Linked DNA regions of Homo sapiens: region 2 is linked to region 1. The links are chromatin loops, found by intact Hi-C in ENCODE. Cell type or tissue: endothelial cell of umbilical vein. All regions are shown on one strand. Each heading gives the region's core, and the rest is flanking DNA. Links, peaks and the distances in the headings are about the cores only. Region 1 holds the start of C2CD4A (C2 calcium dependent domain containing 4A). Region 2 overlaps VPS13C (vacuolar protein sorting 13 homolog C).

The links. Hi-C counts contacts between places; a loop is a spot of excess contacts. Peaks named below come from ENCODE experiments on the same cell type or tissue, not always from the same donor. Only the 100,000 strongest peaks of a DNase experiment are listed, where the experiment ranks them.
Region 2: a loop joins it to region 1, with 10 times the contacts of the local background. A loop is called at or near these places in 59 of 110 quality-filtered maps.

The regions. Positions count from the first base shown.
Region 1 is chr15:62,066,666-62,075,468 of GRCh38, reverse strand. C2CD4A (C2 calcium dependent domain containing 4A) reads right to left here and starts at 8,492. Exons shown (of 2, transcript NM_207322.3): 1 at 8,381-8,492; 2 at 4,552-7,884. The coding sequence starts at 7,855. The coding sequence ends at 6,746. RefSeq lists silencers at 6,663-7,152, 7,203-7,342, 7,473-7,522, 8,385-8,679 and enhancers at 7,753-8,268, 8,669-8,803. In endothelial cell of umbilical vein, for the core only: CTCF peaks have their summits at 3,539 (motif pointing right) and 6,834; DNase peaks (open chromatin) are centred at 3,598, 6,938, 7,698 and 8,138; H3K4me3 peaks cover 1,878 bases.
Region 2 is chr15:61,868,459-61,877,261 of GRCh38, reverse strand. It overlaps VPS13C (vacuolar protein sorting 13 homolog C), which reads left to right. Exons shown (of 85, transcript NM_020821.3): 75 at 208-289; 76 at 1,417-1,530; 77 at 2,311-2,386; 78 at 3,853-4,016; 79 at 5,228-5,273; 80 at 7,639-7,762; 81 at 8,489-8,603. The region is part of intron 2 of LOC124903501 (a long non-coding RNA gene); the gene reads right to left. Among named protein-coding and RNA genes, the nearest start is that of LINC02349, 140 kb to the right of the region's middle. In endothelial cell of umbilical vein, for the core only: no CTCF peak of the experiment used is centred there; a DNase peak (open chromatin) is centred at 5,171.

The DNA.
Region 1 (8,803 bases), core at 483-8,482:
CACAGTAACTCTTACTGAACACTAAAGCTGTGGAATCATCGCTGAATATTTAAAAATCTTGATGTTCCAGGTTTCTTTAATGGACCCGCATATTTTCTGAATATCTTATACCAAGATAATGATGATTACATTACATCGAAATTCGAACGTACAGTTTCTATTGAATACATATCGCTTGCTCACCATTGTGAAGTCAAAGAATTGTTAAGTAGAACAATTTTAAGTCGGGGACCGTCTGTATATATTTCCTTCAAAAGTTCCTTATTGTGCAAGTGTTGGTGAGGGTGTTGAGCAACCAGAACTCTTACACCTTGTTGGTAAGAAAGTAAAATGACACAACCACTCTGGAAAAGAGTATGTCAGTTTCTTAGAAAGTTAAATATACAGCTACCATATAATGATCCAGCTGTTCCACTCTAGGTATTTACCCAAGAGGAATGAAATCATACAACCATGCAAAGTCTTGTACATGAATTTTTGTAGCAGTTTTATTCATAAAAGCTTGAAATTGGACATAATCTAAATATCTATTAGCAGGAGAATGGATACTGATTCTGGAAGCCTAACTTCCCAAATGGGGTCAGCCTCCCTTTAAGCTTGTCTCATAATGAACTCCACCATATAAAGAGCTTGAAAGTTGTCATTCCCATTCTTACAATAAGAAAACAAAAATGAACAAACTAAAAATTCATAATTTTTCTTAGACCTATCAGAGATTAGATGTAGCAAGGCAAACCACTACCCTGAAATCTGGAGGAACAAGCTGACATGGAGAGTCAAGCCAAGATCAGCTTACCTGGAGCAGAAGCTACTGGAGCCATAAACTAATGGGAATACTAAATGGTTATTTTGACAAATTCCTGGAGGCTGAGTATGGACTAATGTGAGCATGAGATACTCCTGCGATCCACAGTCTTGGGGTTGGGGGAAGGGTGTTGTAGGTGGCGCACTTTCATGGGTTATTCCCAGAAGCCCCACCAGGTTCTCATGGTGAAGAGCTAAGAGAAAACTTAGCAGTAATCATTTTGAAATACTCTCAAAGCATTTTTCCATAACAAAAATCTACTCTTCTTGAGAAAAGGACCTTACCAGAGTCTTATGAGCTTAGGAGAGGGGCAATTCCTCAACTTGAGCCCTGCTAGCCTTCCCATCTCACCTGGAGAAAAAAGGCTAAGAAACATTTGTGAAGGTCTCAACCCAAGGACAATGGTCCACTAGTAGACTGAGATTTAATCATAGAGTTATAGACTGCTTTCCTTTCCCAACATTTACCACCATATCAACAGGGGTCAGGACATCAGTGGATAACAGCTGAAAGAGTTTCAAGGCAGATGCTTTATGTAAGAAGGTGCTCTTAGGGATACTCAAGACAGCAGAGGAGATAAAAACATGGACATTAAGGGAAACTGGCCGCAGATACTTACAGCTATAGCAAAGAGCAACCACAGCATAACTCCTCCAGATAAACATAAAGCCTCACACTATTTACCTCAGTTCCTAGTATCTGATTATTCATGCCCAGCTTTCAATAAGGCACACTAGGAGACAAGATAAAAACGATCTGAAGAGACAAAGCAAGAGAACCAGACTCAGATACGACACAGGTTTTAGAACTGTCCGACCAGGAATTTAAAATAACTATAATTAATACGTTGAGGGCTAGAATGGGAAAAGCAGACAACATGCAAGAACATGTGGGCAATGTAAACAGAGACAGGAAAACCTAAAAAATGAATCAAAAGGAAATGTTGAAAATTTAAAATGGCTTCATTAATAGATTGGACATGGCCAAGGAAATAACCAATGAACTTGGAGACATGTCCATAGAAATTTCCCAAACTGCAATGCAAAGAGAAAAAAAAAGAGCAGAATATCCAAGACTGTGTGATGATTCCAAAAGATGTAACATATGAGTGATTGAGAGGAAAAGAAAGAGAGAATGAAGCAAATGAAGTAAAAATGGATGAAAGTTTTTCCAAATGAATGACAGACACCAAAGAACAGATAAATTAAATAAATTACAATGTGTTAAGGGAAGGGAGGGAGGAATTGGGAATACCCTATTATAATATAGCTACCTGCCCATGAAGCAGTATATAGTGCAGGGGTACCCAATCTTTTGACATGGGCCACATTAGAAGAAGAATGTCTTGGGCCCCACAAAAAATATACTAACAATAGCTGATGAGCTAAAAAAAAAAAGCAAAAAAAAAATCGTATAATGTTTTAAGAAAGTTTACAAATTTGTGTTGGGCCGTATTCAAAGCCATCCTGGGCCGCATGCCGTCCACGGACTGCAGATTGGACAAGCTTGGTATAGTGTTAGTTGAAAGGGATTTAGATTACTTGCAAATGCATAATGCAAACACTAGGGCAAACACTAAAGAAATTTTAAAAAGAACTATGATTGATATGCTAAGAAAGAGGATAAAGTAAAATCCTATGAAATGTTCAATTAAAACCAGAGAAATCAGAAAAAGAGGAGAAGGGAAAAAAGAAACAAATAATGAGTGCAAGGAAAACAGTTACAGATAAAGGGATAAAATAATTGGGGTTTAGACATTTGATAGTCATCCAGTCAGCAATATAAAGAATGAACTATTGATATAGGCAACAACATGGATATATCTCAATAATGCTGAGTGAAAGGAGCCAGATTCCCCCAAAAAGAATATATACTTAATTTTTCCATGTATATAAAATTCTACAGATTGAACTAATCTACAGTAATAGAAGGCAGAATCAGTAGGGCTATGGAGAATTCTTAGCTAAGAATTTTATTATGGGCTTATAATGTCTATGACATTAATTTGATGGGATTTTGCTACGTGAATGTACAGAATAGTAAAACTTGGGTTTCAAAACACCATGGGCTGTCGTGCATCTGTTTTTTCTGTGAACTCAAAAGCCTGGAGGCAGAACAGTTTCTTAAATGCCATGGTTAAACTAAGTGCTGGGGATGGATATGGGGAGAATGTGAATTGTTGAGGTGTGTATAAAAGAAAATCAGATTCAAAGAAATTATCATCTGGGAATATTTGAGCCATACTGAAGCTAGCATTTTAGGTTAGAATACATTATCTTTGTAAAACCAGCTGACAATGCAGTGTTAAAATTTTTACTCAACTGATGCTATTTAAACCGGCATATTCTGTTTATTGTGTAGGGCTTTTCTTTGAATATGTTCAAAGAAAAGATATTTAAACCACAAAGAAGCAAGATCATGCCATATCATTTATGGAGAAGATGTGAGTACTAAAGCTTGATGAGAAGAAACATGAGAACTATTAAAAGCAGTTTTCTGTAACCAACATGCTATTGCCACACACTCCCAACTTCATTATTAAAGGAAAAAGTTTTCCCCTCTTTATTTAAATCTAAAATATTTTTGCCACCTTGTGCTCTCAGATAGGTGTATTAAGTTACTTTGCAATGTGAATCTTCACTACAATCTAATATTAGCAAAGGTCTTCAAGAAAATAGGGTCCTGGCATTAGATTGACCTTTAGTTGAAATGGTCTAATATCTAATAATAGGGGTAGAGCCAATTGACAAAACACTTGAGGGATCCACTAGAGGGCAGTAAAGTGTAAATGAAATTTAAATTTGCCCCAGAAAGGCTAATGTTATCCCAAACATTTGTATTGCAAGTAAGATTTCTTGAATGCAAAAACATTAGATTAGATTAGTGATGTACAGTGTTTCTCTTTTCCTGGAATTAGTAGTCAAAGAGCCATTAGATTGAAGAGCAAAATGAAAATCAAATTGGTTCTAGTCTCAGCTCTTTTTACTGACTGTGTGATTTGGGGCAATCTAAAATTTGCTTCTCTGGTCCACTTCTATGATATAGATTTGCACAAAATGATTATTTTTAAATATTTACTTATTTATTTGTTTATTTATTTATTGAGACAGTTTCGCTTTGTTGTCCAGGCTGGGGTGCAGTGGCGCGATCTTGGCTCACTGCAACCTCCACCTCCTGGGTTCAAGTGATTCTCCTGCTTCAGCCTCCCGAGTAGCTGGGATTACAGGTGTGCACCACCACACCCGGCTAATTTTTTTGCATTTTTAGTAGAGACAGGGTTTCACTATGTTGGTCAGGCTGGTCTCAAACTCTTGACCTTGTGATCGGCCTGCCTCGGCCTCCCAAAGTGCTGGGATTACAGGCATGAGCCACCGCACCCGGCACAAAATGATTATTAAAGTTCTTTTCAACTCTAAAATTTTATGATTTTATCATTTATGATTCTATCTCAGCCCCTTTAAAACCTTTTTGATTAGACTCAGGTTATTTGATCAACCATAACTTGCCATTAATGGTGATTCTGTTTGGAAATCACCACCACTATTTCATAAAAAATTTAGATCCCTCAAATGCACTGATTTACTTTCACGAAAAAAAATCTACTTAATAAAATGACATGTATATAATCTAGTGACAACAGTTATTGCAACATCTTCTGGAATAAAAACTTGGGCTATTGAAACTATCAATGCCATTTTTTATTTTAAAAACAGAAAAATTAAAACCCACAATTATACGTAGCCAAGTTGTTTTCACTCTCCATTTATTTTCCTTTTAAAGTGCTACATTTGTGAACTCATTAGCAGTTACCCTATCAAAATTTCAAAATCATGAAGAAGGTTATACATAAAAAATGAATGTTGGCTTGAGGGCCAAGGAAATATTGACTGATTAGATAGAAGAGCACATGATAGATCTGAACTACTCTATGTCATCATTCATTTGGTCAACAACTGCAAGCTCCTGGATGTGGCTGATTTTGATAAAGTCATAGAATTCACAGTATTCTTCACATTTGTTCAATGGTCATCATAAATACACATCACAATAACCCTAATTTGTGACTGAAACAGAAACTCTTTTCTTTTTTCTTCGAATTTTGTATAATATTTATTTTATCAAACTCTTTTCTAAATAGCATTTTTAATGAACATGAATGTATAAAACTGTGAACAATTTTAATAAAAGCAGAAACTGGTCGGGCATGGTGGCTCACGCCTATAATCCTAGCACTTTGAGAAGCCAAAGCGGGATGACAGCTTGTGTCAGGAGGTAGAGGCTGCAGTGAGCTATGATCACACCACTGCACTCCAGCCTGGGTGACAGAGTGACGCCTTGTTTCTAAAAGATAAAATGAAATAAAATAAAGCAGAAACCATTTCTGAATCCAGATTGATAATGGAGTCATATTTAACACCATCCTGTATATTTAAATATTTTCAATTTTTTAAACCCTCATTTAGGATGCATTTTCCTATTTGCATAAAAAAAAGAAAAAAATGCCCTGCTGGCAGTGAATTCAAGGGATGAGGGAAAATCGTCCTCTAAAACAGGATTGTTAAATCTGGAATTATTATCAGAAGCCAGAGGTAAAACCATGCTATCTGTACACTCTCCACTGCCTGTTCCAGCAGATAAACTCACCTGGTTACAACAAGGCTGGCACCCATTTCTATGATTCTGAGGCCGGTTAGCTTCCTCCTCAGAGCTTTAGACCCATCAGCTCATCTCAATGCCTGAAGTTATTAGCATGAGATAATAAATTATTCATTTCAAGCAATTTGTTTTTTCACCAAAAGCAGGATGAGGAATACAAGTAGACACGAACTTCAGTGTCAACAGTTTCAGAGAGAAGTTGCACAATACTCGCAACTTTAATAGCGAGCCCTTTAGACACTGTGGTATTACCTACATAAGAGTAATGAGTGAAATGCTGATTGTCTAGGTTCAAATTCTGGCTCTGCTCTTTATTCTGTGCCTCAATATCCTCATCTGTAAAATGGGCATAGCAGTGCCTCCTTTTGGGGGTTAAAACATAAATTAACGCTTGTAAAACTATTTATTATTATTATTATTATTTGCAGACAGGGTCTCACTCCGGTTGCCCAGGTTGGAGTGCAGTGGCACGATCTCGGCTCACTGCAGCCTTGACCTCCCAGGCTCAAGTGATCCTTGCGCCTCAGCCCCAGAGTAGCTGGAACTACAGGTGCGTGCCACCACGTCCGGCTAAATTTTGTATTTTTTATGGAGACGCGGTCTTCCCATGTTGCCCAGCCTGGTCTCAAATTCCTGGGCTCAAGCCATCTGCCCGCCTCGGCCTCCCAAAGTGCCAGGATTACAGGCGTGAGCCGCCACACCTAGCCTATTATAACTATTATTTAAGCTTAGAATATTAAAATGGTTTCATTTTCTCCAATGCTTTTCCAGTGAGATATAGCTAGGAGTATCAGGCTGGCGTTCCAACTAATAATTCACTGTTGATCTTGGACAAGTCACTTCACCTCTTTTGCCCTCATTTTCTTATCCGGGGTCTTAAACAAAATGCTTCAAAAGTAAATGCTCCAAGATGGTCTCCATGCATGTTGTGGAAAGCACCAATTTTAAAATGAGGTGATTGGAGCAAACAGATCGCCAAGACACTTTCTAGTTCTAACACTTCATGTGATTCATTATTTCCTAGGCGTGTGTGGTACATATGGTATGCAAATGGCTGTCTATATTGGGAAACACTGTAGAACCATTCCATTTGCTGAAAAAAATTCTGGAGGTATCTATGGAAAATATCATATCTTTTACTGGGATAGTTAATCTAGAATCATCTCTGCCAGTGTTGTACTGAAACGGGACTGATAAGAACAACAAATACACGTTTATTTTGTACCACGCGGCTGTCAGTGTCCGGAGTCCCCCGGGCAGAGCGCCCCGGGGAGGGCTGGGCCCTCAGAGCAGCAGGAGGGCGCCCAGGGACAGCTCACCCTGGCCCAGCAGGCGGCCCCGCTCCCGGCCGCGGCCCTCGTCCCGGGCCTTGACTCGAACGGCCAGGCGGCGCACTTCGTCCTCCGAGAGGCCGTCGAAGCAGAAGTCCTGGTCAAAGGAGGCCTTGCGGCTGCGCCCCACCACAGTGCTGCATTGCCGAAGCGCGGTGCCCGGCGGCCGCAGGACGAGGCTGAGGCGACAGCTGACGGCTCGGGGCCCGGGGGCGCCTCCGGCCGGGCTCTCGGCGCGGAGCAGCCGGAGGCGGAGCCGCCCGGTTCCCGGACAGTACTCGGCGGCCAGGCGCAGGGCGTCGCCGGCGCGGCCCAGAGCCACGGTGCCCTCGGCCTCCAGGCGCTCGGGAAACGGGACCCGGGACGACGGCGGGCTCGTGGAGGGGGCCCGGGCCGGGGACTGGGAGCCCGCGCGGCGCTCCTTGTCCTCGTTCCCGCTGGAGACGGAGCGGACGCGGGTCAGGCGGCGACTCCTCCCAGCCCGCAGCGCGCGACTCAGCAGCCCGTCGGGGACGCGCAGGAGGCGGCAGCCGCGGGGCCGCCGGGCGAGCGCGTCCTGGGGCGGGCGGGGACAGCCGGGGGCCGCGGGGGTCGCCGGGCCCGGAGCTCGCGGGACGCGCAGGGTCCCCAGGAGGGCGTCCGGGCCGCCGCCGCCGCCGTAGGTGTGGGCCCGGGGCCGGGGCGCGGGCGGGCCCCCGAGCAGGAGCGACTCCTTGCGGCGCGTGTGCGGGCTCTCGAGCAGCGCGCAGAAGCCGTAGGCGGTGCGCACACGGGGCAGGTGCGGCAGTGACAGCGCGGCCTGCGAGCGCGGGTCCCAGTCTGTGCGGCCGGCGCCCTCGTCCATCCCTGCTTCTTCGACCCAAGAATTCCGGAGCGCAGCCAAGGCCAGGCGGGGCATGAGCCGTGGCGGGATGCAGAACTCAGGGATGCGGTCCGGAGTGAGCACATTTGCGCACGCGGCGGTGGTGCGAGACTTGGCTCCGCGGGCCCGACCCGGGAGAAGCCAGTCTCCGCTCCGCCGAAGGCACTCAGGACCCAAGCGGAGTCGCTCCAGGCACCACATCTGGCCACTCTCTGCTGGAGCTTGTCTACCTGCAGTGCACAAAGGCACAAGGATCGTCAGAGCGAGTCCCGCAAGGTGCAGTAAATCCTGTTCCTTTTCTCCTATTAATACTTTCGGGGTGTTTCTTCCTGCCTTTCCCGAAACAAGGCAAACTGCTCTTGCTTGCCGCTATTGCAAACTATTTTTTCAGTGAGCGAAAAACAACTGTTTTTCTTTTGTCCTATCTCAACTGTGTTGTAATACACACTTCGGAGCTTGTTTTAATCCCTCTCCGCCCTGGCTGGCCTAAGGCAGAGATTCACAAAATGCTGGATTGTAACTTCAGTCGCTCTGTTCTCTGTGCCAACGATTGCCTTGCAATCGTTTCCTGACTCTTTGGACCATAGCAGTCTAGTCCTCAGCTAGAATTAAAGTAATTGTTATTCCTTCCGGGAAACTGTGGCTGGTTCTCCCCTTGCAGAGGCAAAGAGCCTCAGACGAATCCCCCAGGGAATTAAGCAAGCCGATGGGTCCCTCCTAAAATACCTGGAGTCCTGCGTCAGATGGGTCTCTGCACCTTTCTGCCTGGGACACCGACCAGGAGAGGCGCTTAGCGGCTGGGAAATTCAAAGCGCGCGCGGCGGGGTTCAGCACCAGTGTTCAAGGACTGCCAGCCTGAGCTTTTATACCTGCCGCTGGGAGCGCTTGCCAGTGGGCCGAGCAGAGGGGCGCTGCCTGGTAACCTGACGCCAGGCTCTTCCCTGTCCCTCTGCCACGTGGCTGGATTTGCTGAGCAAGGTTTGGAGACCCAGTTCTTTCTCTCTCCGGCTTCAGGTGGAGGTGTTTTCCTCGGAAACCCCGAACAAGTTTCTGTTTCCTCACATGCAAAATGGTATTAAGTCTCTACTATACCGCAGAGTCATTGTGAGGATCGACGGGCGTAATGAATGTGAGCACGTAGAAGTACTC
Region 2 (8,803 bases), core at 331-8,330, 200 kb after region 1:
TTTATGCATATATGAAAAACTTGTGCACTGTTTTTATAATAATTTAGTAACCATTATTAAGACAATCATAAATTGTATGTGGTAAATGTACGAAGTCAATTGTGAAAGAATTGGCTATGATTAGCATTAGCTGTCATTCAAATTTTAAGTCTCTTTTTTTATCATATAATATTAGTATCTTTGAATCTTTCCTTTTTCTCCTCCCAGACTTGCTTATTATGAAATTCGATATCAGTTCTACAAGAGAGATCAGCTTATATGGAGTGTTGTTAGGCATTACAGTGAACAGGTAATTTCCTATCATAGTATTTCATAAGGAATATACTTCATAAAATATCAAAACATTTGCATGTGACTGTATAGTGTGCAGTAATGTTTATCTAATTTATCTCACTTTGAAATCTCCGTATTTAGTGGCTTTCTTCAATGATTAATTTCTGTTTCTTTAGTTCAACCCCTCTTTATACACCTTTTGAAAATTTTCCTCCAGTTCCTTTTTTGACTTTGCAATTATACTTTTACCACTTTGGGAAAGAATAGTGACTTTATAGTCATTATACTTGATTTCTTCAGTGATTATAGTTTCTGAATATAATCTAGTGAACTGCAAGCAGAATTCTAAGCCGGTTTCCTCCCTGTGCCTCAGTTACTCTGTGGTTCAAGTATGTATGCATAGAAACAGTAGTTGTTGCAGGTCACTTTGGTACAATTGCTATACCATGGAACTGCATGGTGACATCTCCTTTCCTTCCACTGCTGGAATATTCTTTCTCCTATTACATATACAGACATTATGATTGTTACATGTTAAAATGAGGATATGTTTTCCCTTTTTTTTGTTTTGGTTATTATTTTCCATCTAATTTATTAATAATGATGGTAAAGTAATACTAAAAAAAACTAACAATTACTGAATTATGTATTCATTTAATATGCATACTCACCCATGCAAGGACAGTGTAACTTCCCTTTTTAAAAAATTTTGAGTTTTTATAGAGACGGAGTCTCACTATGTTGCCCAGACTGGTCATTAACTCCTGGCCTCAAGTGATCCTCTCATCTCAGTCTCCTAAACTGTTGGGATTACAGGCATGAGCCACCACACCCAGCCTGACCTTCCATTTTATAGATTAGAAGACAGGCTGTTAGATACTAAATGACTTGCACAGGGTCACATAACTGCTACGTGGCAGCCTGTGCGTCAAACCTAGTTCTGTCTAATTTAAAAGCTGTTTAAATTAGCATAGTGCCTGGCACACAGTAAAAGATCCATTAGTGGAGGTAGTGGTGATTATTCCATACAGCTTTCTTTTAACACAAACTTAATTTTATCAGTAAATCTCTTTTTTTCTATTTCATTATGATGTTTCTTACAATAGTTGTGAAGGACTTAATTTAATTTTTTTTCTTTTTTAGTTCTTGAAACAGATGTATGTCCTTGTATTGGGGTTAGATGTACTTGGAAACCCATTTGGATTAATTAGAGGTCTGTCTGAAGGAGTTGAAGCTTTATTCTATGAACCCTTCCAGGTATTGACCTCTTATTTGTTCTAAGGATAGGTACAGAAAAATGGATGGTCTATTTTTTAATAACAAATAGTAATTTGCATTGTAATTGTATCTTGGAATTGAATAATGTTCAAATCACAAAAGTATATCAATTTTATATTTTTATTTAAAGGTACATGAGATAACATTGGATGATTGTTTAGAATTTAATGAGCGCTGCCCACATTTGCCAGGATTTAATGTAGTTGTAAGAATATTTAGAGTGCTGGGTAGATTAAGACTTTCAAGACTGTTCCACCATTGTGGAAGGGACTAATAGGGCACTGAAAGCAAAGTTTGTTTCATATTCAAGCTGTCATCTAACCTATTCCCCTCCATTTAAAGGGTCTAGCAGCCAGCCCAGTGTATGAGGGTTTTCGGAGAATAAAGCAGAGAAAATAAATGAGAGAATAAGACAGTAAAAAAATCTGTGGGCTCTTACTCTTGTTATCACTGCATCTTGTTTTAGCAATTTGATGAAACTTAGTTCTGGGAGGCCAACTTCAAATTGTAATTGAAGCCAGTGATTTATACCTATCCAATTTTTGACTTAAAGAATTTGCTAAGATCATGTAGGTTGAAAGTGTCTTCAAACACAATAGATATTCTATCCATATTTGGGGTAGAAGTGAAAATTGATTCATCACAATGTTTATGGATTTTTACAGATTTGGATTCTTCTTGCAAACCCTGAACTATTAAAGTAAAAGTCTGAAACTTAAATTTTAAATAATAAGATTATTTTTTATTTTTTTTTGCCAGGGTGCTGTTCAAGGCCCTGAAGAATTTGCAGAGGGGTTAGTGATTGGAGTGAGAAGCCTCTTTGGACACACAGTAGGTATGTATCACATATTTGTGTATATGTGTATATTTTTTATTATATTGTTATGAAATACGTTGTTATGAAAAACAAATGCTTTTATTTAATAAAGGAGGGATCACTTTCTTAATAATCCCTTTTAAAAGACATGTTTCCCATGTTTTTAAATGAAAAATAACAGTAGACTGCTGGTTTTTTAATATGTCTTTGTAGTGTTGAATAAATGCAAATAATTTTACATTTAAATTAAATAATTTTATTCCTTTTCTTGTTAGATGGGAAAAGTTAATTTCTGCATTTTTTGTATGAGACAGAATTTTAAGCACCTATTAGTTTAAAGCAATTGCATGCTATATATTGTGATAATGCTGTTTATATAAACAATGTAACTTCTCTGAGCCTTAAAAAATTATTTTATTTTTAATTGACACATGATTGTATATATTTATGGGGTATAGAGTGATATTTTGATAAATGTATACAATATGTAGTGATCAAATCTGGTAATTAGCATATTTATCACCTCGAACATTTATCATTTCTTTGTGTTGGGAACATTCAAGACCCTCTCTTCTAGCTATTTGAAGACATACAATAAGTTGTTGTTAACTATAGTCACCCTACAGTGCTATAGCATGCTAGAACTTATTCTCCTATCTGGTTGTGATGTTGTATCCATTAACCAATCTCTCCCTATCCTCTCCTCCCCCTACCCATCTCAGCCTTTAATAACCACAGTTCTACTCTCTAATTCTATGAGTTCAACTTCTTTAGCTGTCAGATGTGAATGAGAACATGCAGTATTTGTTTTTCTGTGCCAGACTTATTTCACTTAACATAATGTCCTCCAGGCTCATCCAAGTTGCTGTGAATGACCGGTTTTCATTTTTTTTAATGCCTGAGTAGTATTCTGTTTGTGTGTGTGTGTGTGTGTATCACATTTTCTTTATCCATTCATCCGTTGATAGACACTTAGATTGATTGCATATGTTAGCTATTGTCACTAGTGCTGCAGTAAACATGGGAGTGCAGACATCTCTTGATATACTCATTTCTTTTCTTTTGGGTATATACCCAGTAGTTGGATTGCTGGATCATACGGTAGTTCTAGTTTCAGTTTTTTGAGGAGCCTCCATACTGTTTTCCATAATAGCTGTATTAAGTTATATTTCCACTCTCAGTGTGTAAGCATTCCCTTTTCTCCACTTCTTTGACAGCGTTTGTGATTTTTTTTGTCTTTTTTATAATAACTATTCTAACTGGGGTGAGATAATATCTCACTGTGGTTTTGATTTGCACTTTCCTGATGATTATTGATCTTGAACATTTTTTCATATACTTGTTGGCCATTTGTATGTCTCCTTTTCAGAAATATTTATTCAGATCGTTTGCCTATTTTAAAATCAGATTATTTGTTTTCTTGCTGTTGAGTTCCTTGTATAGTTCCTTGTATATTCTAGAAATTAATCCCTTGTCTTTGATAGGTGGTGCAGCAGGAGTTGTATCTCGAATCACCGGTTCTGTTGGGAAAGGTTTGGCAGCAATTACAATGGACAAGGAATATCAGCAAAAAAGAAGAGAAGAGTTGAGTCGACAGCCCAGAGATTTTGGAGACAGCCTGGCCAGAGGAGGAAAGGGCTTTCTGCGAGTAAGTTCTTTGCTGAATCTTTAAGAAATCTGCAACTTAAAAAAAAGTGTATTCTAGCTGGTTGTGTGAAACTTAGAATGCTGCTTATGAGTCTAGGCCTGTAGGAATAGAAAGAATGATAAATGATGGACTTCCCAGTTTCCTTTTTGCTCCCCTTCCCCATTGTCACCACCAGATCTATCCCCTGAATTGTCAGATTTCATAAAACTGTAATGATGACAGGGTAGTACTGGTGTAGAAGGCGAGGAAGTGAGAAGCAGAGATACATGGTACCTATGGAAACTAGAGGGAGAAGGAGCTCTGCAGGTCATCAGCAATTGACTGTTTCTGTGGAAGGGATGTGTGAAAATTAATTGTTGATAATCCAGGAACTGCCTTTCATTACTTTTTAATACTTTTAAAATTATATAGGTAATATATGAATACTGCTTAATTATATAGGTGATGTATGAATATTCTTATAATTATAAGAACTTAAAAGTTATTGTTAATAAGTAAATAAAACATTATAAGTAAGGCTAGAATACCCTAATCATCTCATCTGTTTCCAATTTAAGTGTGTATCCATCAGTTCTCTTTCTGTGTGTTCATAGAATATACAGGTATTTTACTACCATTACTTCATAATGATTAAAAATGTATTAGTATATTCATGTTTTAATTTTGGAAATAATTTCAGGAAACTGCTGTGTTTTTTGATAGTAATTTGTAATGTTGGGTGTTACAGTTACTAAGGCACTTTATTTGCCAGGTTATTACCTGTCCCTGGGAGGGCCCTTTATTTTCAGTTTTCTACACTTCCACTAAGTTACAATGTAATCCCCTTAAAATTTATAATTAGATAGTAAATATTATTTGGCTCAACTCACTCATTTTGCTGATGTGGAAACTGAGACTTAAAGAGATTTCAGCTACCCATGGTTACGTAGCTGATTGGTGTCATAGCCAGATTTAAAATCCTTTTACCTGCTTTACTCCTGTTTCTTTTATAAAATTTATAAAATGCTTTCATTTAAGATTTGCTGTGATATGATATTTGAAAAATCATAGTGCTAACTTATATGTGTATGTTGTTCACATTATCAAGTTAAGTCTTCAATTTTTGTTGTTGTTGTTGTTATTTCCAGTATGTCTGTAGAGACCTCTAGTGGTTGGTTTAAAATTAAACACCTTCCATTCAGTCTAAACTATATGATTGATTTCTCTTTCAGGGAGTTGTTGGTGGAGTGACTGGAATAATAACAAAACCTGTGGAAGGTATGTTGAAAATATTTCCTTCCTTTACAAAGTCTGAAGACTTGATGCTATTAGTAAACATAGTAGATGTTATTGCTGCTATATACTTGATTGAGAAAATTACTGACTGAATTTTATATTCGTAGCCTTAAGTTGCTCAATGAATGTATTTTCCTTAGAAAGCAGAGAGGTTAAGTAGTAGATCATGCTTCAGACTTTGAATGCTATTTTTAGCAGGGCCAGAGATAAACTAGATTTGTTTGGGTCCTCAGTAGCAATTTACTCAGTTTTGCTGTTGTTGTTTTTATCCCATTAAAAAAGCACATTGCTTATTCAGTGCAACCCTTATCAAAATCCCAGTTGGTTTCTTTGCAGAAATTGACAAGCCAAGTCCAAAATTTATATGGCCATTCCAGGGATCCCAGATAGCCAAAAAAAAAGTCTTGAAAAAGAACAAAGTTGGAGGACTTCTACTTCCCAAATTGAAAACTTACTGTAAAGCTACAGTAACTAAGACAGTGTAGTACTAACATAAGGATAGACATATAGAACAGTGGGATACTATTCAGAAATAGAGTTCAGAAGGAGTCAGAAATAGACTCTTACTTATGGTTAACTGATCTTCGACAAGGATGTCAAGATAATTCAATAGGAAAGAACCGTCCTCAAGAAATTTGCTGGGACAACTTCATATCTATGAGCAAAAGAACAAAATTGGACCCCTACCTGTACCATATATAAAAATGAGTTCACAATGGATTAAATACCTAAATGTAAGAGCAAAACCATTAAACTCAGAGGAAAATATAGGAGTCAATCTTCATGACTTTGGATTAGGCAAAACTTTGCTAGAAAAGATACATAAATTGGACTTCATCAAATACATAAATTGAACTTCATCAAAATTTAAAATTTTTGTGCTTCAAAGGACAACCATGAAGACAGGGAAAAGACAGCCCACAGAATGGAAGAAAATTTTTGCAAATCATATATGTGATAAAAGACATATCTAGAAAATATAGAGAACTATTAAAAATCAACAATAAAAAGACAACACAATTTTAAATGAGCAAAAGATATGAATAGACATTTCTCCAAAGAAGATATACATATGGCCAATAAACACATAAAAGGATGGTAAACATCATTAGTCGACAGGGAAATGCGAGTCAAAACTATGAGATACCGTTTCACACCTACTGGGATGGCTAGAATCAAGTGTTAAGAGGATGTGGAGAAATTGGAACCCTCATACACTACTAGTGGGACTGTAAAATAATGCAGTCATTTTGGAAGAAAATAGTCTGTCAGTGCTTCAAAAAGTTAAACACAGAGTCACCATGTGTCCCAGCAATTCTACTCCTAGGTTTATACCCAGAAGATTTGAAAACAGGTGTTCAAACAAAAACTGTGCACAAATGTTCATAGCACCATTATTCAAAATAACCAAAAGATGGAAACAACCCAAATGTCCATCACCTGATACATGAATAAACAAAAGGTGATATTTTCATACATTAGAGTAGTACTCAGTCATAAAAAGGAATCATGTACTGGTACTTGTTACAAAATGGATGAACCTTGAAAACATGATGCTAAGTAGAAAAAAAAGTCACAGTACACCACATATTACATAATTCCATTTGTCTGAAATGTCCAGAATAGGCAAATCCATAGGGATAGAAAGTATCTGTAGGTGGTTACCTAGTCTGGAGGTGGGGAGGGGCAGGGAGGAATGGAGGTACACTGAGTAAGATTTGGTGGGGAGAGGCTGGGGGAAATAGGGAATGATTGCTAATGGAAAGGGGGTTTCTTTTTAAAATGATAAACATTTTCTGAAATGGATTGTGGTGATAGTTGTAGAAGTCTGAACATACTAAAAGCTAATTTATCCTAAAATTTAATTTGTACATTTTAAATGGTAAATTTTATGGTATATGAATTGCATTTCAATAAAGTTGTTATATATTTTTTTAAAAGCACACTCCTTGAAAAATCTAACGGTCAGCATTAAAAAAGAGAATGTTTACTGGTCCCTTCTTACACCTGCAAGTTGCAGGTACTGATGAGACTCCTAGATCAGTAGTTCTCAAACTTGAGCATGTGTCAGGATCACCTGGAGTGCTTAGAAAAACATAAATGCTGGCCCCGCCCCCAGAGTTTCTGATTCAGTAGGTCTGGGGTGGGGCCCAGGAATGCGCATTTCTAACACACTTTGAGAAACCACTATTTTATCACATTAGGATTACATTTAACTTCTTTAGAAAGCCAAATTTTTGTAACTTCCTGGGTAAAACAGTTCAGTATCTGGCCCAGGTTTTGGTTGAGCTCAAACTTGCTCATTTAAAAATATCTTTATCCATTCATGGTCATTGGTTTTCTGAAGGTGCCAAAAAGGAAGGAGCTGCTGGATTCTTTAAAGGAATTGGAAAAGGGCTTGTGGGTGCTGTGGCCCGTCCAACTGGTGGAATCGTAGATATGGCCAGTAGTACCTTCCAAGGCATTCAGAGGTAATTGAGTACATACTATGTGCAAGGTATGTGTCTGTGTGCTAATTATTACAAGGAATACATAAATAGATTAGATTATTTGCCTGCTCCTAAGGATCTTAAAGTCTAATTGAAAGCTGTGGTAGCTTTAAAACATAGAGTGCCTCCAGAAAGGAATAAGAAAAGACATATTTTGCGAACATGGTGAAACCCCATCTCTACTAAAAATACAAAAATTAGTTGGGCGTGGTGGCGGGCACCTGTAATCCTAGCTACTCGGGAGGCTGAGGCATGAGAACCGCGTGAACCTAGGAGGCGGAGGTTGCAGTGAGCTGAGATCGTGCCACTGCACTCCAGCCTGGGCAACAGAGGGAGACTTTGTCTCAAAAAAAAAAAAAAAAAAAGAAAAAAGAAAAGAAAAGAGACATATTTTATGGCTAAATTTCTCTTTTATTCAACAAATGTTTATTACCTACCATGTGCCAAGCCCTGTGCTAGACACCAAGGATACAAAGAGTAGATGAGCTAGGCCCTGCTTTTATTATTTTGATATTTCTTTTTATTTTAGAAAAGGTTGGGGGATTTGGAGTCAGACAGACTTGGTTTTAATACTTTTGCATTATTTGGGGAAAGCTATTTAAAATTACTGATTGTTTTTTGTGAAATATTTATGTATTTAATCAACACACACATTATTTTGAAAGACTCTCACGTATTTTCTTACACTTACTCTGATGCCTTATTCAGGGCAGCAGAATCAACTGAGGAAGTATCTAGCCTCCGTCCCCCTCGCCTGATCCATGAAGATGGCATCATTCGTCCTTATGACAGACAGGAATCTGAGGGCTCTGACTTACTTGAGGTAAATTTTGTTCTTCATGGTCACGAGTGAAATGGAATTTTAATGATTTCTAGGCCCAGGATTTCCTAGGTGGTTCTTAAAGTTCCTGATTCTTGAACTGCTTTAAGTATTATACATAGTTTCTAGAGTAGAATTTGATTGTTTTTCATTTTAGCATGTGTTAAATGGAAATTACAGATGATTTTTTTTCTACATGGGAG